Regions from separate parts of the Mus musculus genome. Here regions 1 and 2 are each linked to region 3. The links are chromatin loops, found by intact Hi-C in ENCODE. Cell type or tissue: gastrocnemius. All regions are shown on one strand.

Evidence for each region. Hi-C counts contacts between places; a loop is a spot of excess contacts. Peaks named below come from ENCODE experiments on the same cell type or tissue, not always from the same donor. Only the 100,000 strongest peaks of a DNase experiment are listed, where the experiment ranks them.
Region 1: a loop joins it to region 3, with 2.8 times the contacts of the local background. A loop is called at or near these places in 5 of 42 quality-filtered maps.
Region 2: a loop joins it to region 3, with 3 times the contacts of the local background. A loop is called at or near these places in 9 of 42 quality-filtered maps.

Annotation. Positions count from the first base shown.
Region 1 is chr10:68,460,666-68,468,665 of GRCm38, reverse strand. The region is part of intron 5 of Cabcoco1 (ciliary associated calcium binding coiled-coil 1); the gene reads left to right. Among named protein-coding and RNA genes, the nearest start is that of Gm32872, 64 kb to the left of the region's middle. In gastrocnemius, a CTCF peak has its summit at 3,543 (motif pointing left); a DNase peak (open chromatin) is centred at 3,536; H3K27ac peaks cover 1,251 bases.
Region 2 is chr10:68,437,599-68,445,598 of GRCm38, reverse strand. All of the region lies in intron 5 of Cabcoco1 (ciliary associated calcium binding coiled-coil 1), which reads left to right. It overlaps Gm40683 (a long non-coding RNA gene), which reads right to left. Exons shown (of 4, transcript XR_871802.1): 3 at 6,312-6,360; 4 at 5,810-6,013. Among named protein-coding and RNA genes, the nearest start is that of Gm40683, 55 kb to the right of the region's middle. In gastrocnemius, no CTCF peak of the experiment used is centred here; no DNase peak of the experiment used is centred here; H3K27ac peaks cover 2,698 bases.
Region 3 is chr10:68,352,367-68,360,366 of GRCm38, reverse strand. No RefSeq gene overlaps it. Among named protein-coding and RNA genes, the nearest start is that of Gm32748, 16 kb to the right of the region's middle. In gastrocnemius, CTCF peaks have their summits at 1,032, 3,134 and 6,966 (motif pointing left); DNase peaks (open chromatin) are centred at 1,028 and 3,169; H3K4me3 peaks cover 1,860 bases; H3K27ac peaks cover 4,768 bases.

The DNA.
Region 1 (8,000 bases), 110 kb before region 3:
TTAAGTCCCAAGTTCAGCGTCTTGGGTACATGGGGAAGTTGATGTCAGTCATTGAGGGGGTGGACTGAGGAGTCCTAGTTACAAAGGCATGGCGATGCCATTCCCTTCCCCTGAAGAAGGAGCCATGTTGCAAGCAAAGCAATAATTGTCCCCTCAAACTTCTGATTGTATTCTTCCAGCGATGGCGCTTAAGAAATGAAGTGCTTTGGTTGCACTACAATTTGATTTTATTTTGATTTTCCCCACTTGGGAAAAAAACCAACTCCTTTACTTTGGGGGGCGTCACAAAAGATGAAGGAAATCCAGAGGACTGTGTTTCCACATGTCACAAGTACCTGCACAGGGCTGTTCAGTCCACCTCTGATCACAGTTGCTAAGGTATGGAACCAACCCAGTTGCTCAGCAGTAGGGGAGATAAACCAAGCTGTGTATACACGATGGAATTTCATTCACCCAAAAGGAAAGCGGAATTACATCGTTTGCACAAAGATGGATGAGCTGGGGATGGACTTAGTATCATGGTATTACGGGAGTTAAGCCAGAATCAGTAAGACAAATATGTCTTCCCATTATGGGTCCTAGATTTTACATTGATACATAAATCATATATGTGTACATGACGTAAGAGGAGATGTGTCACTGTCTAAGGGGATGAAAAGGACCAGGGATATGGTCAAAATACATTGTGTGCTTGCATTAAATGTCCTTATGAAATACTTTACTAAGGATAATGAATATATGCCATTTAAAAAAAAAAAAAGGAAAATACAGAAGAGGAAAGTTACTGATGGCATTGCTGGCAGCCAACTCTGATGCTACAATCCTGACCTGCCAAGCAAGATATGTCCACTTGTGCAATAGTGGTGTGGAGGTTAGCAGGTAACCAGCCACTGAGGGTTTGGACTCGAAGCCTGCTTGACAAGAAGGAATTTCATACCTTGTCATGTAAACATGATCTAAACTTATGGTTTGGAAGGTCAAAGGCCCAGAGAGGAGGGGATGCTATTTCAGCATGTGTGTCAAATGCACATGCTGTCAAGCTGCCTTCTAAGTATGTATGCTTTTAGTTGTAGATTAGTGTAGCCCTTAGGCTTAGTGGTACGCCAAGCACACACACAAACACACACACACATACGAATAATAATGATAAAAGTTTTGAAAAGAAAAGAAAAAGGGATAAAGGGAGGGAAATGGCAAAACAAAATAAAATGTCATCAATAAGACATTTTTGTGTGCAGGAAATATTTTGATATCACACAATGATATGAAATCTAGTGGAAGCTGACTCAGAAGTTGAGTTAGTTTGACTTCCTGATGTCAAGACATTTCATAACAATGACTCTCTTAAGATTTTAAAGAAAGAACTTGTCTCATGAAGTTTCTGATGAACTGGATTCTGGGTAAAGGGGAGGAGGCATCAGTCAGTGATAGAACACTTCCCAACCCCCAGCATTGCACAATAATAAAATATTATAGAATATAAACTAGAATAAACCTACAATAAAAAATCCAAAGAAAACTGGCTAAGTGTGGTTAAATTATTAAAGTATCTGACTACATAAAAGTTGCCAAATTTACAGAACAGTGTTTTAAATAATATGATGTGTAAGCACTTACCTAAGTTGTCTTGTATTTTTAAATCTACCTTCTGAATTATTTATTGACATAAAGGTCTATCAGTAGGAGCTAAAAAGAAAAGATATTAAATTTAGTCACTGTGGCTCAATTCCCTGGGAAAACAGTGAAGTAGCATTTTAATTACCAGCAAATTTAATGTTACCAACCAGGTGTGAACCATTGGAAAGTCCACCAGCCTCTCTACCTAAGCAAGTGTTTTCATGAGTATGATATTTTTAATTTTTTAAAAAATTATTTATTATATGTATGATATCTCTGTGTATAAAATATATGTGTGTTTATGTGTGTGGGGCATGTCTGTATGTGTTTGAGTTTGTGTATAGTATAGTGTGTGTATATACTTTGTGTGTGAATGTACTTTTGTATGTGTGTATATGTGTGTGTACACTTTGTGTATATGAATGTATTTTTGTATGTGTTTTCCTGTGTGTATGTACACTTTGTGTGTATGAATGTATCTTTATGTGTCTCTCTCTGTGTATATTGTATGTGTGTGTATATCTCCTGTGTAAATGTGAGTGTTTTTTGTATGTGTGTTCATGTGCTTGTGAGTGTGTGTGTGTGTGTGTGTGTGTGTGTGTGTGTGTGTGTGTGTGTGTGTGTTTAGGTCAGAGGACAACTTTCAGGAGTCAATTCCATCCAACGCATGTTCTGGGGTTGAATTCAGGGTTGTGCATGGCAAGGGCTTTTCCCCACTGAGATATTTCTGCAGGCTCGCTTGTATGAAATCTTGACAGCATCAGTTTCTAATAAGGAATGCAGACCCCGAAAGCTGTCCCATTTATACTGCACTTATGTTATTTTGTTTCAACTACAAATTCCTAGACTATCAAAGCTACCAACATTTGACTGTAAGGCAGTTACATCCTACCACAGAGGTTCTCAAAATACCCAAGGCCCCTCCTCCGCTTCCTCTCCATTGTTAGGATTAGTCCACATGACATTTCTTTGAGCAAAATCCATAATGAGATGAATAGTTTTCTTACTGGAAATGTGTATGTTATATAAACAGTTATTGGAACCATATAATCTATATCGATATCCACCAGGCCTGGTCCTTCTCAGATTTAATGAAGCTGTCCATTCAGTGTGGCTGTCTTGAGCTTACAAGGCTCTGTTTGTCTTCAGAATAAGGCCAGGCTCACAAAGACACATGGCAACTGCCAAGATCATAATTACTTTTATATTGATTTAAATCTAGTAAAATATTAACATTTCTTATCTCTTAGAGGATGGTTTGAGAATATACTACCAAAATGTGAGTTATAAAAAGGCTCATTTTTTAAGTCTGTAATTTGGGCCAAATATCTACCACAAACATTGTAGTGTATGTTTCCAGAATCTTTATGTCTTAGAGAGAGCCATTCAACAATTTATATTTTGATTCTGTTCCTATATTTGCTAAGATTGATTTACCTATCTACCACCTAGTTAGCTAAACATGCCATTATAAGTAATATATATCATTTGAAAATAATGTGATCTATGCAAACAACGTATAAACACATCCTAATTATAAGTAATAAGTGCACTTTTGTGATGTCTCCAGGTTTGATTAATTAGCTTGTTCTAACATATACCAGCCATTTTAAAGCATGCTGTAGCTTTGACCTGTTTAGCTTTTGCTTCATTTAAAGCATGCAGCTCACCCATTTTACTGTGTTTTAAGATAAAATGTACAAAGACCACATGCCTCCCAAAGAAAGATTAAATTACTTCCAGTCGTTTTAAACCGATAGACAAAAGCAAACTCACATGAAACCTATCATCCTGAGTTTTGACAACATAGAATTTTCCAGTTCAGGGAATACACACTCTATCTGAGACACTTCATCAAAACAGGGATAAAGGCCGGAAGGGCCTCAGCAGCTGCAGCTTGCAGCAGAGTCGCACTATGGCGCCCTCCTGTGGAGGTTTGCTCAAAGATTCATCTGCCTGCCCTTGGGAAAGATTTTCCCCCCATCAGCAAAAAATCAAGGCATTCAGAATTAAGGAAATTCTATCTGGTTGAGTCATTCCTTCCATTTGTAACTGGGCTTTGAGCTGCTTTTCAAATCCAAAAACCATTTACGGTACCGAGGATTTGCAGATCAACATACACAGAAGGGAGTGAAGCTTCTCATCTTTATGTCTTAATTATTTCATTGAAGTAGCTATCCCCCTTGATTTTAACTTAATTAAGAGCTAAAGGGGGCAACCAGAAAACTCAGGCCCTGAAGCAGGAAGATAAATTCTTCAGTAAAGACATATTTTTTTTAGATTTGTTCAGTTAAAACCGGTTTTGTGTTAGAAGCATAAAGACTATAGATTTGTAATCATAACAAAGAAAGAACAGTGAAGTTTAATTTGATTAGATTGTGTATTTATTTATATTTATTAAATATATGCAAATGGTGACCATTAGATTTTCAAACCATTAAATTTTTAGCTCCACTTGGAAACTTACCTTTTTCACCCAGAATAAATCAATGTCATTTATTAGATGTCTGTCCCAAAATGATGGGTCATTTATATTTTCTCACCAAAACTGATCCTCCTCCTATGCTCGATATTCTGGGTATAGAAATGTGATCTATGTTGTATGAGACATATACACACAAAGACATTCACATGTGCCCCAATATCTCTGCACTTTTGAAACAAATTTCTGAATAGATCTCAGTCTGTGCCGGATCCCCCACCTGATGCACTAAGCCTATCTTTCCTGCTGCATCTTCTCTTGTCCTGCTTCCCTGTGGAACCTTTTCAAAGTTATTAATGCTGAAGACCTCTACTAACTACTCAAAACTCAAGGCTTACCCTCTCCCCCATAGAAGTTAGGAACCACCAGAGCATGGTTGGGTCACCGCCAACCATAAAATTATTTTCATTGATACTTCATAACTGTAATTTTGCTACTGTTATGAATTGTAATGTAAATATCTGATATGCAGACTAACTTAGGCCACCCCCTGGGAATCCCCAAAGGGGTCGCGACCCACAGGTTGAGAGCCACCTTGGATCTCTTTAAGGAGGGGGATTGACTGAAGGGAGCTCAGAGAAAAACAAGAAAGCTATCCGCAGCATTTGACTTTACAATACAATGGATTTTTTTTTTTTTTTGGTCTCTGCATGTAAATCTCTTTAAATCTGTCTCCTGCAAATGGAAATGGGAAAACACGGGATTTTTAAAGCCTAAATGTCTGTAATTACAGACTATTAGGTGACTGCCGCGCTCATAACTTGAGAAGTGAGCTCAGCTCTGTCTGAAGCCTTAGCCATAATCAGGAGATTATAAGTGAGCACATCCACACTACACGTGTAGAACAAAAATCTTCAAAACAAAAATAGCATGAGAAAGTGTGTGGCGGAGTTGGGGACAGTGTCAGCTTCCTTCAGTAAAAAAATACCTTAATTAGTAGGACCAGATTAGATTAGAAGCATAATTGAGAAATTCAACCTACCCAAAGAGTCACCAAATTGGGGGGGGTGGGGGGGGAAATCTCAGAAAAAGAAGGTTGGCAGGTTGGGGAGTGGCAGGGAGGGTATGTTCAATTATAATACACACTGTATGAAGATATTGCTGTATAACCCAGTGCTGTATACATTGAATATATGCAATGAAACTTAAAATAAATAAACATTAGGCTAAATAATCTCAGTGCCAGGCATCTTTTTGCCTTCTGGGTTTAAAAATAAAAATTCTAGGAGCTGGAGAGCTGGCTCAGCAGTTAAAAGCATTGACTATTCTTCCAGAGGCCCTGAGTTCATAGCAACCATCTGTAATGGAATCCAATGTCCTCTTCTGATGTGCCTGAAGACAGCTACAGTGTACTCATATTCATAAAATAAATGATTCTTTTAATAAATAAGTAATTCTAGAAAAATGAGATTAGCCATCAAGAAACAAGGGTGATATCCAAACTACTTAAAACAGACCAGACTTAAAATAAATAAGATAAAATTGGGTCACAGTTAGACGATGTCCCTCAAATAGATCCAGAATGAACCTCATGGCACCCCGTATTTCAGGGCGTGCCCTCTCCAGAAAGCTAAGTAGCATCAGAGAGATGGTAACCTTTCTGGTCCCCAGGATAATAATGCAATCCCTGTCAATTAGTTTGGACAAGGGGAATCATTAAGACTGGGTAACTGCGATCCTTAAATACAGAGTCTACGTTCCCCACCAAGAGACTTCAGGCAGGCCAGTCTCAGGGAACCGCAAGCTCTGATTCGGATAGCCCTCCTCTCCCCTTGTCTCCACAGCACCCTTATGGAGTATCCCATTGTCCCAGAGGTGGCCTGTCCAAAAAGCAAAAGCCTTCCTTCCATAGCACAAGATTCAGCTGGGAATTTTAATGTTGTTTTAGCACTACAGTCCCTTGGGGAGAAAAAATTGTTTATTCCCAAATGACTCTTCTCTCTGTGTTTCCTGTCTCGTGAGCTAGAATAACTCCTGAGTGAAGGAGTAAGGAAAGCAGAAGAGAGAAAAAGAAGATGCGGGAGGGAAGGCAGAGTTCTGACTTGAGTTGGGAAGCGCTTTCCCTGAAGATTTGTGAAGTGCAGAGGGTCCCTGTGTTGTCTGCAAAACCTGGTCATTGGAATGAACCACGATGTGGAGCTCGATGAAAAAGAAAATATTGACACATGTTCCAGCACTTCCTGTAGGCAGCGGCTTAACACCCTTAGCTTCTGGCCAAAAAGCAGTCAGTTAACTATATCTAAGTTGTAATTTGCTGTAACTGGATGTAATTGGCTAAAGTAAGTCCTCCTAACGGTCCCTCCTCTGGTGATGTAGGAATATAGGCACTACGGCTTATTATTTCGCAGCTGGGGACATAAAGGACAGACAAGATCTGATGATGGAGTCTAGGTATCATCTCTCAGCATCCATTTCTTGCTCTCTTAGCCACAAAAGACTGTTAATAGCGAGAACAGTAAGGGAAACTGAGGTCACGTGACCTGACAGTCTTTATAATCAACTTTAGGGTGGTTTGTTATTGCTGTTTGTGGGGAGGGCATGGATGGGACACACAGTCTCTAGCAAACCCCAGGAATTCCTGTCTTCATGGCCACCCTGTGTGTGTGACAGACAGATGAGGCCTTTTTCTGGCTTTTATGCGATTGCTAGAATCTGAACTCAGACCTTCATGTCTGCACAGAAATCACTCTTACCTTCTGAGCCATTTCTTAGGTTTCCATAGCTTTCAATATTTTATGATTTTAAATTTTTGATTAGCGGGTCAGAATCAAAACAGGAATTATATGTTCTCCTCCCTCAAAAATTTTTTTCTGAGACATTTATTAAACCCTGGCTATGATCGCCAGCATCCCTCTACCACCACCAAAAAAGATATTTTGTATTACCCTATCAAAAGAATTATCCTAACATATGCTATATTAGATCTTAACAACAACACTGAAAAATAAATTATGTAGTAGTTTAAACCTTCATACAAATTATATACAGTATGACACTATTAATTTAAATCCAAATCATTTTCAATTTCAGGTAATCAGTCTGACTGAGAGATAATAAAACCAGATCTATAAAACAATAAAGACACTTACAATTTTGATATTATTACTTAGAGCAGTTTATCTTCAGGGTATGGAAAAACAAACTATCATATGTAGCATGTATGCGAGCTCGCACACACACACACACACACACACACATGCCCCAGGACCTCTGCTCTCTGATCACACTTTCTTATGTTCTTAATAAGGTGGAATTTGAATTTGGCAACATTTGCTGTTTATATGCAAATGGACATTGCTAATTATAAGTGGTGTTTCTTTCTGTTCTGCCTGCTAAGTCATTAAGGTAGCCCCAGAATATTTACTTGTATTTACGCTTTATTAGTAATTACAGTTACTCTAGCAATCTTTTCTAACAGAGGTTCCGGGGGAAACAGAGTCCTACAGGAAATGGGTATCCATTTTGAATTCTTTGAAGGATAGCATGTATAAATGGACGGCAGATCCATGGGAGAGAGGTTAATTCATGACAATCAGTGTGTACTTCGGTTTTGCAAAATCTTGCTTGAGGCTGATATTCGTCCCCCTTGAAAATTTACACTGTCTATGGGGAAAACATCCGACAATCCAGACTGTCATCAAATCACAAAGGGCTTTCCAGGCCAACTCACCTAAATAAATCTATTCGGTAGGTCTAAAAGTAACCTTAGTTCTTAGGAAAAGTGACTTCATTTTAAAATTCTGTCTATCATAAGAGCCCACTGATCTACATGTAACTGACGGCAATTTAGCTTGTAGATTGTGAGAGTGAGACTGTTATAAAAGGAGTATTTTGAGGAACGTAACTTGGCTGTGGTGCACACAGCATTTTGAAGTGAAAGCCTTTAGGGACAGAGAGACTA
Region 2 (8,000 bases), 85 kb before region 3:
GTCTCCAGTAATTTCTGCAAACCACAGGTAGGTAGTTGTTCAGGGAAAGAGAGAATATTATTCTCCACAAGATAGCTTCATCTGCAGGCAAGCCTTCCGCAGGGCCAACGGAAATGCAAAAGGAGAAAGGGTAAAATTCACCTTTTAAGTTTATATCTGATGATTCAAAACAGGCTTTCCACTATGATAATACCTTACCTCTTCTTTCAGACTCACTGACTGACAGTGTTGTTTAAGTTCAAACCCTTAAAAAAAAAGAGGTAATGTAACATACTTCAATTTTTTTAAAGATTTATTTATTTTCATGTATGTGAGTACACTGTCGCTGTCTTCAGACACACCAGAAAAGAGTTCAGACACACCAGAAAAGGACATCAGATCCCATTATAGACAGTCACAAGCCACCATGTGGTTGCTGGGAATTGAACTCAGGACCTTCAGAAGAGCAAGCAGTTAGTGCTCTTAACTGCTGAGCCATCTCCCCGCCCCACGCACTTCAATTTTTAATACTAAACCCCTCAGAAATAACACAACATCCCAAATGAAAGCCAACAAAGATGCATATATGACAGTGGCTTTCTTTTTAGTACTTCACATTGTCCCTGAGTCCCTACTGTCGACCGTAACATGGTTGGGTAAACAAGCATACTGCAGGTGGTCTGCAAAAAAATATTCTGAAAAATCATTTGGTGTTTCCCAGCTATTTATAACTATGTTTTCAACCCTCACCCTGAGAAAGTTGCCAGATAGCCACTAAGAATCAAAAAGTACAAATCCAAATTTAGTACTTTCAAAATCACTGACACTCCACACTCATCAGAAAGACCCCGAAAGCCCGCCTTGGAATGACCAAACCTTTTGCTTTTGATTTAAAAAATATATATGTGTGTGTGTTAAAGGGAACGAGTGAGAGCCAGGCCATCACAGGCCACATTTGACACAGAAAAAACAAAAGATAGACTGATAAATTAGGCCAGGGAGGGAGTAAATATCCCTTCCTCTGCAAAGCGGACAAGTTGCTTAACATCTGATAAGGCGACACAGTTGCAAAATATGCAATGGTACCGAAGAGAACGTTCTTGGGTCCAGGGAACTCATTCAGTGAAGTGGCACCCAGTGTGTTTGACATTTGAGACACTGTCACTGATTAGATGGCACTGTGACAGCCACATCCTACTGAATGTACCAGCGGGCCTACGAGACATTACCAAACACAGATACCACGGATCCATGTCGTCAAATATGGCTGCCGTAGTCTGTCTTCCAATGACCCCATCAGCAAGACGGTCCTCTGAATAATAACAGTAATTATAAATAATAATAAGGTTTAATAATCCCTCTCCCTTTGAAGAACGCCCAGCCTTTTTATCCGCATTATCTAATTTGTGCTTGAAACAATTCGATGTAGCAGCCAGGTAGCAATTACCATTACCCTTGTTTTATAGATAAATAAACTGAGGCCTGGGGATTTTCTTCTCATGGCACAATTAGGAACAGAGCCAACCCCAGAGCCCATAATTCAGCTCTCCGTCTTCCAGATTATTGCATCCTCAAAAAATATCTGGGCATCTGAAGAACAGTTCTACCCCTCAGGAAATGTTTGTACCAGAGCCAGACCAAAACATCTTTTGCTTCAAAATTGCATTGACACCTAGAGAAGAGGACAGATCCACCGGCAAGGGTCTGGCAGGTGATCTGTGGTCCTGATGAAAGGCATACCCAGGTTCTATCAAATAGTGTCACTGCCCCCACCCTTGCAAATGCCAAAGGTCTCTAAAAGACTCTAGAATCAGTTTTTTAATTATCCAACTTTATATATATATATGTATATATATATATACATATATATACACATACATATATACATATATAAAAGTTGGTATATATGTGTGTGTGTGTATATATAAAGCTGGATAATTAAACAAACTGAGATATGTGTGTGTATAGATAGATAGATACATACATACATATATATATAAATATAGAGATATATAGAGATATGTATAATATATATATTTCAAGCCTAAAATTATGACCAAGTCAAGATATATTTGGGCTTTTTTGTTTGTTTGTTTTTTGTTTTTAAATGGGCCCAAGGTGTTAACTGATGTACTCTAAACCAGATTGCAAATTGGTTTTCTGGGGCTTGCCAATTTAAATTCTTCCCTGCAGCTTCAGCTGGGGCGGGGCGTCTTCATTTCCTGTCCCGACTTGTGCTGCAGCAACCTGGTCCCCGTTTAGGTGATTAGCATGTGTGTGTATCTGCTGGTCTGGAGGCTCTGTGAAGTTATAAATGTTCAAACTACCCGTGTGCTGTGCCATGGGTAAAAATAGCACTCGTTATTAGATGTCAATTCATAGCCTGCAGGAGCCTGGCAACATTGTGAACCTTTTCAAAATGTAAATACTGCATATTAAGCATAGGAGAGAAAAATTAGTCTGCCACTCGTGCATTTCCAAGTCAAAAAAAACTAAAGGAGGAGGGGGAGAGGGAGTGGAGGAGGAGGAGGGAGGAGAGGAGGAGGAAGAGGAGGGGGAGGGAGGGGAAAGGAAGAACTGGCATCTGCAGCAGTGGGCATGGTAATAAGTTTGTAAGCGGTGGATCACAAAGGGAAAACTACTCCAGAAGTGGCTTGAGTAGTTCCTCCTGTCATCTCTGCCCTGTGAATTTCCTCTTTTCGTGTTCTGTTTATTCATGGCCTCCTTGTGGCCTTGCAGGTGCCATTTAGATGCCACTACTTTAGATGCAGTGTATTGTGGACAACAGGGTTCCTGTTGTTGTTGTTGTCATTGCTGTTGTTGTTGTTAAAGTTTTTCCATTATCACACAACACTTCTTCATTAGACTTGTAAACTAGGCATTCCTCTCCTTTGGGGCGGGAGGGGAGTGGGGGTGAGAGAAGTGGGGGCAGGGGTTATGTGGGGAAGGGAGGGGGGAGGTAGACAGTTAAAACTTTACAGGAATTTTTCTCTGTGTGTCTTTTCCCTTCCATTAATAGTGGGGAAAGCTGGCAATCAAGTTAAGCTTTCTGAAACTTTTGACATATTTTAGTAAGTTCTGATTTACATATGAAGTCATCCTCCAACAATTCCAAACAAATGTCTTTTCAAAGCAGCTCACTTTTTTTTTTTTTTTTTTTTTTTTTTTGTCTTTGGCTCACAACAGAAGTGAGTAGATTTTTTTTTCTTTTGCTCTCGCTTTTTTCTACCACTCAAAATAATAGAAAGTTGTCGTCTCCTTAGATTCTTTAATCTCACAGACGAGCTAATAACTGATCTGCAAATTTACCACCTTAAGGATGTGCTAACGGTTCAAACATAACCCACAAACCTCTTGTGGTTCAGCCATTCTCCGAAGAGGATCCATGAATGGGAGTCAATACTGTTAGTAATGTTAGTTCACATAGTCTAGGAGAAAGAACGGAGTATCAGAACATGTCCCACGTGACATCTTCACAGGACTGCTCAGGCACATGAAGATCTGGAAAGGGCGTCTGATTCCCTATAAGCATATTTTCAGAGCCAAACTGACCCTCCAGAAGAGGTCGAAATTCCTAGCATTTATTCCCATGGTAGATATCCAATTCATATTGAAAACACAACATTTCAAAAGATTTCTAGTGATTTCATTTGGCTCGTAAGTAAAGGGCTTACATAGAAAAGAAGGGGGGAAAAGACACAATATTTGATGGTGGAGTTTTGTACTGATGAGTATTAAATTATGCCAAAATGCCATTCATTTGATATTCCTTAAATACCGTAGCACAAGTCAAGTCAAGCACAGATTACAAACCATCTTAAATAACACAAATGTAATACACACACAAGGAACAATATAGCCAGCTTCAGGTAATTTCCGTATAACAGATAACATCTGGGGCAAATGCAGAAAGTAAGTTATGCAAAACTAATTTGCAAGTGACCACATCTGTGGATGTTATTTATTGCATGTTCACATAGCAGTCCATTATTCTGCTTAGAAATCTCTTCTCTTTATTAGAGCCTTTAATGTACTCACCTTGCTTCAAATGGCCTGCTCATAATCAGAATATACATATATATATATATATATATATATATATATATATATATATATATATATATATATGTTCACATGAAGCAAATTGGTTCTTTTTATTATATCTGTTTGTGTTCAAGCATCCAGAAATGACAAGAGAAGCACATTGATTGCTTTATATCCAAAGTTATATTTAGGGGGTATTTGAAAGTCAAGCAAAACCAGTCATTTGGCCAAATGGATATGTGTACATCAGAGAATTCTACCTTTTAAGCTCACCATTATACCCATGGCAAGTCAGTCTAGGCGTTTCCCGGTGGGTCTTGGTCCAAATGTCGTGAGTGCTAGTCTTCTGTGGAAAGGGGGTGGTCTTATAAGATGGATAAATTGAGACCAAATAGGTTAGGATTAGGGGTTTTGTTTTGTTTTGTTTTGTTTTTTTAAAAAAATAAGATACATTTTCCCTTTTCTGGTTTTATTTTTCCAGATTTAAAAGGTAACATATTAGACTTTTGAGGGGGGAAAAACATGAAAAAAATTGCCATCCTACAGGAATGTACAAAAATAGTTATAAAACTGACTTTATTTAATTTGCTTCAACTATTCATAGACTTGAGGAAATTATAATGCTCTCCCAGAAAAAAAAAATCTAACTCAATAAAGCTGACCATGTCTCTCTGTTTTAAATAGATTTTATTACAGAGCCAGCAATGTTGTAAAACATGAGGTTTTGTTAAAAAAAAAATACAAAGGCCTAATTGTATTTTTTAAAGAAAGTATTGCATCAGACGGCTTCATTTAAGCGTGTTTGCTGGCTCCAAGTGCTCACCACAATTATTGATTTGAATTTCCCTTGGACTTGTTTTTTAAGGAAGGCAACCGCTTTCCATAAGGAAAACTTCGCTGTGATACTTGGGAGCCTTTTGTTTATTTCAAACTCTGTATTTAAAACTGCACCTCCGTCTACTGCCTAACACAGCTAAATTTAATTCTTCGTGAAAGAGAGAAACAGCTGCGGTTTGGTTCATTAACAGTACGCAGAGCATGCAAAGAAAAGAAATTCTCACCCCCCCCCCACTCCTGGGCATGAATTGAATCAATTTAATAGTTATATGAACTACACACATTTTTAAAAATCAAGAGAAAGAAAACCTCAACTGTCAGCCATAATTTCAGCTTCGGGAATAAATGTAAGCCTAGATCTATCAAAGAAAGGAAGTGTGAAATCAGAGAGACCCAAGTCTCCACACGTGTGCTAGGGCACACACACACACAATAACACACACCTTCACACACATATTTTCATACACACACAAATGAAATGTATTCACAAACATAGACTCATACACGTATACACTTATGCACACAGGCACATCAAGCATACATGCCCACAGATACACACATATACATACATACACTAATTTGCATACACATGCATACACATCCACACACAGTTACATATTCCACATATTTACATATATACACATGTACACATACATATACATATACACATACACAGTTACACATGCACTCATACATATAGACACATACAAACACTCTCACATACATACACACATATTCACAGAGAAAGACAGAGACAGAGGGAAAACAAAAAAAAGAAGGGAGGGCAGTATGGCCCAGTGGTTAAGGTTCTAGAGGCTCTGAGTTCAATTCCATATACCCATGTTCAGTGCCTCAAAACTCCCTGTAACTACAGCTCTATAGGGATCTGATGCCCTCCTCTAGCATCCAAGACACCCAAGTACACACACACACACACACACACACACAGAGAGAGAGAGAGAGAGAGAGAGAGAGAGAGAGAGAGCTTTTAAAACGAAGTCAGTTGATCAATTCAGACCACAGAGGTGTGGGGAAGAAAATGTAAGACGTGAACACAAACATCTGTTTGCAGTTAACTGTAGAATCCGAGGACCAGGACAGCAGAGGGCGAATCGTGGGTTCTGCGTTCTGCTTCACCAAATGGAGAGGTTCTCTGTAAAGAATGTCAGTAGATGAGGGTCAACAAGCAGAAGACCCCAGCCTGTGTGCTGAGAGCACAGCAGGAACGTGGTGACAGTAAACAAGATAGCACCCTACCCGCGCATGCTTAGTGCCAGTGGGCTCTTCTTTCTCAATGTCTGGTTTGTCCCTGTCAGGCCCCCCCACCAAAACACACCCTGCACTACATACACTGTGGTTTTCTCGCCACAAATTAAAGTCCATGCCTCCAAGCTAACACCCCATTTCCTTCCCAGGTTTCCAATTTCCCGCAGGCAACTTCTGTATTTTACCTGTAGAGTTTCAGGCGACACGGAAGCATGGCTGGCTTCTTTTTCTTCTCTAGGAAAAACGAAAACCAACAGAAGACTTGGTAGTTCACAAGCCAAGAATGATAAGGGGTTGCACATAGCAGTGAAGAGACACGGGTCCTTGATCCCTCACTTGGCAAAAAGTAACAGCCTGCCAATGTGACAGGAGCAATGTCCTGATGCCTCAATATTCTGAGGAACGTTTAATCTACCCGAGATAAACAGCAGGAATGACATCATCCAATAGAATAAAAATTAAAGGTCTAGCAATATCAATAATTTCCCAGGATGGACACGATGATAAATTACAGTTTACCGAAAAGGGAACTGCCCTGGGCTCTAATACGACTGCCTGCTGTCACTATGCAATTAGTTGATCTTAGCTCAATCATGTTACCTCTTCATTGCCGAATATCCTTGCCTTGATATGTCTACAACTAAACATAGGGAGGCAGAGGCAGGAGGATTTCTGAGTTCGAGACCAGCCTGGTCTACAGAGTGAGTTACAGGACAGCCAGGGCTACACAAGGAACCCTGTCTCGAAAAACCAAAACAAAAAAAACAAAAAACAAAAAAAGCAAAAATTAATGATATGAATGCAGTCCAAATGCATACGCGCTGGTAAACCCATCAAGCAAACCCTGCTCCAGCCCTATCCAAAGCCTGTAAAGGAAAAGCATTAACATTTCAATGATGGGGTGTAAAACAGAGAACTTAGAAATGACTGCAATGCTTTCAAGATACCCCCCTCTCCCAAAAAAGTGTCCTAAGATGCTAATAGGGTCGGGAATGCTTTTCCATAGTTCTTCAAACTCGCATGCTCAGGCCCAACTCTTGTTACCAGAGCAGTGAGTGACTTCAACTCAGAACTTCACTAACAAGCTCGTGAGTGTCTGCTATGTAAATTGGAACAAGTTATTGATTTTTTACTGAGTTATGTAGAAGATATGAAAACCAGAGCATTCAAGTGGCCATGTCTTTACAGATCAACTGAGATGGGAAATTAAATTATGGTTAAAAACACTGCCTGTTAAACACAGAATTAGAACAAGGGGAACTAATAAAAAGAATCAGAGGCTTGATGCCTTTAGTAACCTCATCTCCTCATCCATGCCACGCCACAGTGGCTGGACTACAGACCCGGCCAAAGTTGGCATCCAAGGTTCTCCATATCTTTCAGTGCTGTTTCTGACAGTCTTCCTCCGCCACCGCATCTGCACCCTGTTGGCAAAGTACCATCAGCTGCCCTCAGGGAAGTCTCACTCTGCCACGAGTTTGCTGTGAGTCCCTCTGATGATTCCATGTTCTGGTCTTATATACACATTGAACTTCAGAAATTCTAGTGTGTCTACCAGCGTGTGTCCACTGCTGGGATCTCTCTCTCTCTCTCCTCTCTCTCTTCTCTCTCTCCATATATATATATATATATATATATATATATATATATATATATGTGTGTGTGTGTGTGTGTGTAACATATATATATGTATATAATAAACACACACACATATATATCCTCTATATATCTATCTCTATATCTCACACACGTGTATAGCCACATGCATGTGGAAGCCAAAGGTTAACTTTCCATGTGGCACTGTTTCTTCTCTTCTCTTCTCTTCTCTTCTCTTCTCTTCTCTTCTCTTCTCTTCTCTTCTCTTCTCTTCTCTT
Region 3 (8,000 bases):
GTGTATTTTTATATGTGTGTTTCTGCATTCGTGTGTGTGTGTGGGGGGGGGGGTCTGTGTATGTGTGGTCTGTGTGTGTTTCTATTTTATGTGTATGTTTGTATGTATGTGCTTATGCATTTGTATGCTTGTGTGTTTATGAACTTGTGTGTATATTGTGTACATCTGTGTGTGTTTGTGAGTTTGTGTGTTTGTGTACATGTATGTTTGTTAGTATGTATATGAGTTTGTTTCTTTGTGTTTTTATGTTTGTGCATATTGCATGTTTTCATGTGTTGTCCATGTGTTTGTCTTTGACTTTATGTTGTCTGTTTGTATGTCTGTGTTGGTGGCATGCATACTATGGACAGATTGGTGACAAATCATGAGGACAAGGAACAACACAAAGTGAAACCTGGCAATAAACTCAAAATGAAAGATTAACTCAAACGTGGATGCCATGATGCATTTCCACAGGGTCTGCAGCCATGATGAAGTGAGACTTTGCAAACATATAGGTAGGTATCCGGGGGTCCCATGATGAAGTGAGACTTCATAGGTATTCGCAGGTCCCCATGTTCCTGTTACCCCTCATTCGTACTAGGTACAAAAGCCCAATACCTCATTTGTCCTCAAGTTGGTCTTTGGTGGAATTGTCCGTCACTGGGACCCAATCTGGAGTAAGTAGATGTTGATTAGTGCCTTCCCTGGACATTTTAATGCAGCAGGTAGTAACAGGCACAGAGAGCTAAATGATTCAGGAGAGTCCTAGGTGGCTTCTGCTCAGAAGACTTTCTGACCTGTGATAATACATAGGAAGAAATCCAATCCAAGTACAGGTTATTAAAAGACTGATGGATCTTTAAAGGATCACTCGATGTACGGCTACTCTTAGCTATATCACTGTGTCAGGTCTGTGTGTGTGTGTGTGTGTGTGTGTGTGTGTGTGTGTGTGTGTGTGTGTGTGTGTCTGTTTATGCATATAAATGCTTTGCCTGCCTGGGTCTAAACATACCATGTGCATGCAGTACCCACAGTAGCCAGAAGGGGCATTGTCCTCCCTGGAACTGGAATTACAGGTGGTTGTGAAATCCCCATGTGGGTGCTGGGATTTGAACCTGGGTCTTCTGCCAGAGCAGCAAGTGCTCTTACCCACTGAGCCACCTGGAGAGTGTCACTTACAGCTTGATGACCTCCAGAGAGTTGCTTCATCTGTGCAACTCAGTTTCCTTGTCCACAAAACCTGCACAATAACATGAACTCAGAAAGTTGATTTTGTGACTCAGCAAGATTATATACACTCAACATTTATTACTAAATAGTAAGAAACTAACACCAAAATGGAACAAACATTTTCCCACATACTTAGAGGTGGGGCTGGCACTAAAGCCCTTATCTCTTAGCGGTTTGATGGTCTGGGAGTCTGATGGAAACAGAGCTGTCCTCGATAATGAGACTAGGTTGGCTCCTGTAATCATGTCCTCCAGAGAAAACTCCTTCCTCTGGCATGTGGCCTCTGAGACCTGGCTTGTCTGACTTCTTTCGCCTTCCAAGTCATAACCCTAAGCCCAAATCCCAGAAAAAAAGACAATTCTATGACTCAAGGAATTTTTCTCTTAAGAATGTTCTTCAAAACACTCAGTCACATCCAGGATAATTTATGGATTTATTAAATATATAAATAAGCAAGTATGGCAAACCGACATATGCAGGCTAGTTTTGTATCAACTTGGCACAAACTAGAGTTGGAAGAGGAAGAAGGAATCTCAATTGAGAAAGTGCCTTTGGAAGATCAGGCTGCAGGCAAGCCCCATAGGGCTTTTTTTTTTTTTTTAAATTAGTGATAGATGTGGGAGGGCCCAGGCCATTGTGTCATTGTGGGCGGGGCTACCTCTGGGCTAGTGGTTGTGGGTTCTATAAGAAACCAGGCTGAGCAAGCCATTAAGCAGCACCCCTCCTTGGCCTCTGCATCAGCTCCTGCTTCTGGGTTCCTGCTTTGTTTGAGTTCCTGTCCTGACTTCCTTTGATGACCACCAGTGATGTGGAAGGTAACCCTTTTTCTCCCAAGTTGCTTTGGACATGGTGCTCCATCCTACCAATGCTAACCCTGACTAAGACACTACAGGTGAAATACAAAGTTGATCAAACTGGGTGAAAATTTTGTAATAATCCATAGTGTAATGATGATGCCTGTTATAAAATAGCTACAAGGGATTTTGCTTATTTTTCTTGATTCTTTGGTCAAGTACATCTGAGAAGAGACAATACAATGTAGCACAAGATGATCATAAATGAGTTCAGCATTTGGGGATTTTTTTTTAAACACAGTTATTCTGGAGGGTAATGAGATGCAATAATGTTTCAAATGTTTATTTATTTATTGGATGGGGATGGGGGCACTATAGCCTTCTCTTGATAAATCTCTGTAGTCCATTCTCTACCACCTTCTTGTGGCATCCAAAGCTCCAGTTCCCATCTCTGGACCTTCGCCAAAGCTCCTCTACTCCAGATGCTAGCTCGCTTGTCCCCCTTAAAATGATCTTTTAAAAAAAAATACTTATTCCCATCTTTGGAATGCCATGTTTTGGGACCCACTGGCATCTGCTGTTACCCCTGACATCAAATGGAGGTAGCATAGTTCAACTTAAGCTCTTTAAGTACACAAGGGAACAGGCTGATGTCGTTTCTCTCTGTTTCCCTCTCACAGAGAGGAAATGAGTAACAATGGGAGAAAGCCATGTGTGTTCGTGGAGATCAGAACATTAAACTGGAGCATCAACCAGCTCTTCGCTGAGGAGTTCCAGGAAGAAGGTTCCCACAGAGTTGGCCTTCACCTACATGAAAGGCTTCCATTCTCTGGGTGATGGCTTCTCGCCTTCCAAGATGGCGACTCACGGTCGATGTGGAAGCCTAGTTCAGTGTTTGCTGAGGCTCCAGTATTCATGGATTCCATACAGAACTGAGGTTCCTTCCCTGTTGAGGCACAAGCTCTTACCAAAACAGTGAGAACACCAAGACTGTATTCTTTGGTCCCAGCAAGCCCCTATACACTTCCCCAGGCAAGGAGCCCTAAGGAAGGCAAGGCTTCAGTCAACCTTTCTGGAGACACAACCTTCTTTCCCAGGACCTTCAGCTCAGCTAAGTGGAGACACCTGGTGTCTGGTGTTGCAACTTCAAGAAGATCAAAGAGTCTGGGCTGAAAATCGGGCCTCTCATAAAAGCTGCCTCATTCAGGACAAGTTCCAAAGCAGCAATTCAAATAGCAGTCCCGTTCTACTCCAAGGAGGCTCACTTCCCTTCAATAGCGCCGCCGTCCACCGACAAGGTTTTCTCCATAACCCTGCCTCTTTTAACAGGAAAGAATCTAGCATAATCACAGGGCAGGAAGTATTTATTAGAAGCCAGGGAGAATAGGTCTCCCTTTCTGGCCTCTTCATTTTGTGGGGTGTTAAGTCATGGGGGGTGGGGAGCAGGGGGCGGGGGAGAGGCAGATATCTGCTTGGTATGATATCTGGTTGGTGATATTTATAAGTAGCCAGCCAGAGTAGCAAAGTTGCCCCACACACACATCCTGAAAAAAAAAAAAAAAATTTTTTTTTAGCCTAAACAAGGCCAAAGGAATATTAAAGTTTCACTAGGGAAGAAATATGGCCGCTGCCAGGAACTGACTAGTCATAAAACCCAAGGCATTCAGGCGTCCATCATCGCCTGCCTTTTAATGACTGAACTAAAAGAAGAGACATCAGTTTTCAAAATAAGGTTATAAAAATGCTGTGCACAGATGAGGCCTCCAAATATTTTGATAGTACCCGAACAAAATTGCATATATATACATATATATATATATATACATATATATATATATGTATATAATCATTGAGACAAATCACAAAACATATGTTGTTATGTTTTGCTCTAAAAACCATGAAGTTTACCCAGAACCCTATTATGGTAACTGCTTCACTTTTCATGCATTCCTAAATTACCATGTAATCTAAAACCTTGTTTTCAGCGGCCCTATATTGGAAAGTCCCTTCAAACTAAGCAGGATGATGGCAGGCTCGCTCACATTCAGAAAGAAACCTGCCTTTGCTGCTGAAAATGAAAGTGGGATTTATCAGATAGACTCCTTTAAAACAGTCACCACCTTAGTGACACACGGGGCCTGACGCATCCAGGAAATGCCGAGACCAGGAATTATGCTTTAAGCTCTCTGCATTTTCAAACACATGGATAGTTGGTGTAAAAATATATTCTTTTCCTGCAGGGACGTGACTGTAATTAGTGTGTGCCAAAACTCTCTCTCTCTCCCGGAGATTTCATTGTCTTATCTCTTTGCAGCATCTTAATGCGATTTTATTTTACTTTGTCAAAGTCCTATTAACATAAATGTGTTCTCCATAGCAAACAGTGTTCTTTTTTATGCAAAACAGGATTCAGCTGACTCTAATAAAACAGCTTGCAGTCTATTAGAGTACAACAGTAATGTGCTTATTTTGTTTGTCAAATCAAGACCGCCGTCAGAAGGCTCTAGACAAAGATTTGTCTTGTTTTCCAGAATAATTGCCAGGGTGGGGCTACGTTATGATCTGTAAATGAATAGTATCGCTTAGAACAAACACTTCATATATCTTTTATCTTCCCCTGCACACAGTTCTGAGTTTTTCTTTGAAATCTTTGCTCCACTTTTCCACATAAGTCATCAGAATGTTTCCAAAGAATTTTAACTGCCAGATTAATTATATCTTACAAACAAAGATAGATTGCTTACATTCTTTATTCAGAAACCCTGCCAGTATGGAGCAACTGGCAACAAATTAATCTCTTTTGCAACCCTACAAAATGTTTTGCTATGAAAAGGCCTGGAAGGTAAATGGATCCTTTAAAAAAAAAAAAATCAGGTTGCTCATTCTGAAAGGCTAATCCTAAGCACAGAACAGAGGAGTAAATGAATCTAGCTACTCCCTAACTTTGCTCTTCCTTTTCTTTCTTTCTTTTTGTTTTTTGTTTTCTTGGTTTTTTGTTTTGTTTTGTTTTGTTTTGTTTTGTTTTTGTGTGTGTGTGTGTGTGGTTTTTTTTGTCTTTTGTTTTTTCCTTCTTCTTAACAACTAGGTTACAGCCTTCTGTTAATGGATTCAGTTAATTAAGTATTGCTGTGACCTGGTGGCAATTTCTGAAATCCAGAGAATTTTTCCCTCTTTTAAGGTCTGCCTCCCCCACGGGGCCCCGGGTGTAATCTGTTTGCAGAGAGTCTATGTATGTCAGCCCTGCTTCCCTTAGAAGCTTCTAGAATGTTTTAATAAATTTATCAACCGAAAAAAAATATTACAAACATTTCATTTCCTTTGACTCAGGCACACCACACACACACACACACACACACACACACACACACACACACACCACTGCCTTCATTGCAAATTCTTGCCAGTATGAATCACCCTAAGTAATGTTTGCTTTAACTTTAGTGTGGTTCAACAAACAACCTTTATATGGCTGGACTTCAAAGGGAGGAGAAATGAAGGTTGGAAATATGATAGGCGTAATCTATTATTAGGCATGAAACACTAAACCACTTTTAGCTATAACTCTAAAACCTGCATAATCTTAGGTTTTTTAACATAATGTGTATTTATTGTGCCTTCACTCACACAAGCATTTATCTCCCCGTGTTTGTGAGAGAAATACTTTCCACTGTAGCGTGGGCCACTACTTGGCTTAATTTTTCCTAATATTTAATTTAGAAAGGGGAAAATGGTAATATTATAACAGGATTCTCATGTGTCCCAGCCAAAATACTTAGTGTTCCTCTTTGAGTAAAATTAATCTGTTACCAGTTCCCTGACCTGCAAGTCAGGTTTCAGTAAACTAGGCATCCAGGGAGGAGGGCAGAGGGAGGGGGTAAGCTAGGCTGGCTAGGGAGATAAGATCTCTTTCTTTGATTAAGGGGGGGTGGTGTTGGCGGGGGGGGGGGGGGGGGTGGGGGGGGGAGCTAAAAAAAAAAAAACCGAATGTCTCAACCCAGCCATGCCTCCCAATGGCAGAAAAATAAGCCAAAAGTGTATCCCAGCAGTAATGGTTGAAGACATTTATTAGCTCCGTCCATAACAACATTCACTGCAGGGAGAGCAATTGTTAAAAAATCTGTACTGCAATTATTTCTTTAATGATGGGGGGGGGGCGTCTCCAGCTCCTTATTTCTCTCCTTCTTCACCCTCCACAAACATTGGCACTTAAAAAAAAAAAAATCTAATGTTATGAAATAAGTCAGAGAGCTTGTAGCTCAAGAGAACCGGAGACAGCACTGGGAATGTATGCATGCGCAGAAACAAAAACACCGTCGGTAACATTTTGTTCTTGATTAAATTTGCGCTCCCTAATACAGTAGATTAAAAATAAGTCCAACTGTTAAACGCATTAGTGTTCAGCCGTGGTTCTGGTGCCAGAAAAACCGATACTGCTTCAGACCCAGCCTCTCTCCACTAGACTTGAGGAGCCAGGGGAAATCTGACCCCTCTGGAAACCCGAGCCCCAAAGTCCATCCATGACCCTGCAGTTTGGGGATTCCTTATTTTCGTCGGGTGATGAAATCTCAGAACCATCTTAATATTTTCTCACACTGGGTCAAAAACTCGGCGTCTCTCGGCGAGGCTGTAAGAAAATACGGGCTAGGAAAACGGAGGATGGATTGCTAATGGCTACAGTCAAGACACTCCAGAAGGAATATGAAATGAAGTTGTTCTTTGGTGTACAGGGAGTCGTGAAACTTACATCTTTTAAAAAGAGTTGTAAGCCATGACCTCACGCCAACCCCCCACACTCCTCCCACCCCCACCCCGAAGAATTTTAAGAGACTGGAAAGACCCACAGTTCAGAGTGGGTGCTCCTCCTTACAAGGCATCCAAATTTGGTTCTCAGCACCTACATCAGAAGGCTCACAACCGCGTGTAATTCCAGCTCCTGCACACCTGATGCCCTCTTCTGGATGTAAAGGCACCTGCCCTCACACATGCACACACCTCCACACACTCACCTCCACACACACAGCTACACACACACAGCACTAAAAATGAAATCTCTCTCTCTCTCTCTCTCTCTCTCTCTTTTTTTTTTTTTTTTTTTTTGGTTTTTCGAGACAGGGTTTCTCTGTGTAGCCCTGGCTGTCCTGGAACTCACTCTGTAAACCAGGCTGGCCTCAAAGTCAGAAATTCACCTGCCTCTGCCTCCGGAGTGCTGGGATTAAAGGTGTGCGCCACCACGCCCGGCTGAATAAATCTCTTTTATATATAAAAATAACTATTTAATGGGGCAGGATTTTGAAATGTGTCCTCAGAATTTTGGAGTGTGTGACACTCCGGAGATCATGGCTGACTTGTCTAGCCAATGGGGCTCTGTGAAGTTGGAAAGAGAGTCTGGCCAGATTCATGATGGGCCGGCCCAACCTTGCTGGACATGTAGAATGTACAAATTACCTTCCTCCCCGGTCTGTCCATTGTTGTGGAAGCCCATGACCCTTTGAATGTATTCAAAAAGAAAAAAAAAAAAAAATGGCTTCCAGAGAGACAGCTCAGCAATTAAGTTAAAAGAACTGCAGTTCATTTACATCAGGCCTCTTACAATCAGCTGTAACTCCAGCTCCAGGCGGACCTGCTACCTCTGGCCCCTATGGGTACCTGACTTTGTGTGTGTGTGTCCATGTGCTCACTCGCGCACATGCGTGTGCATGTGCATATATGTGTGTGGGGGGGTGTTCATGCACATGCATGCACAGATAAACAATTTAAAACTTTTTTATTTAAAAAACAAAACTAAACTAGTAGATTGAAAACTGATATGTTTCTCAGATAATTATATTAATATTCTTTATCTAAACTGTGCTATCCCTCCCTGTATTTTTTTCCTAGTATGTATCTTGGTAGTATCACAAATACCAGCTTTCCTGCCTCACTCCCTCTTCCCACAGATTCCCCCCACCCCCATCCCTGTTCCTCTGCTCTACCCCTGACATATTTTTCTGGTCT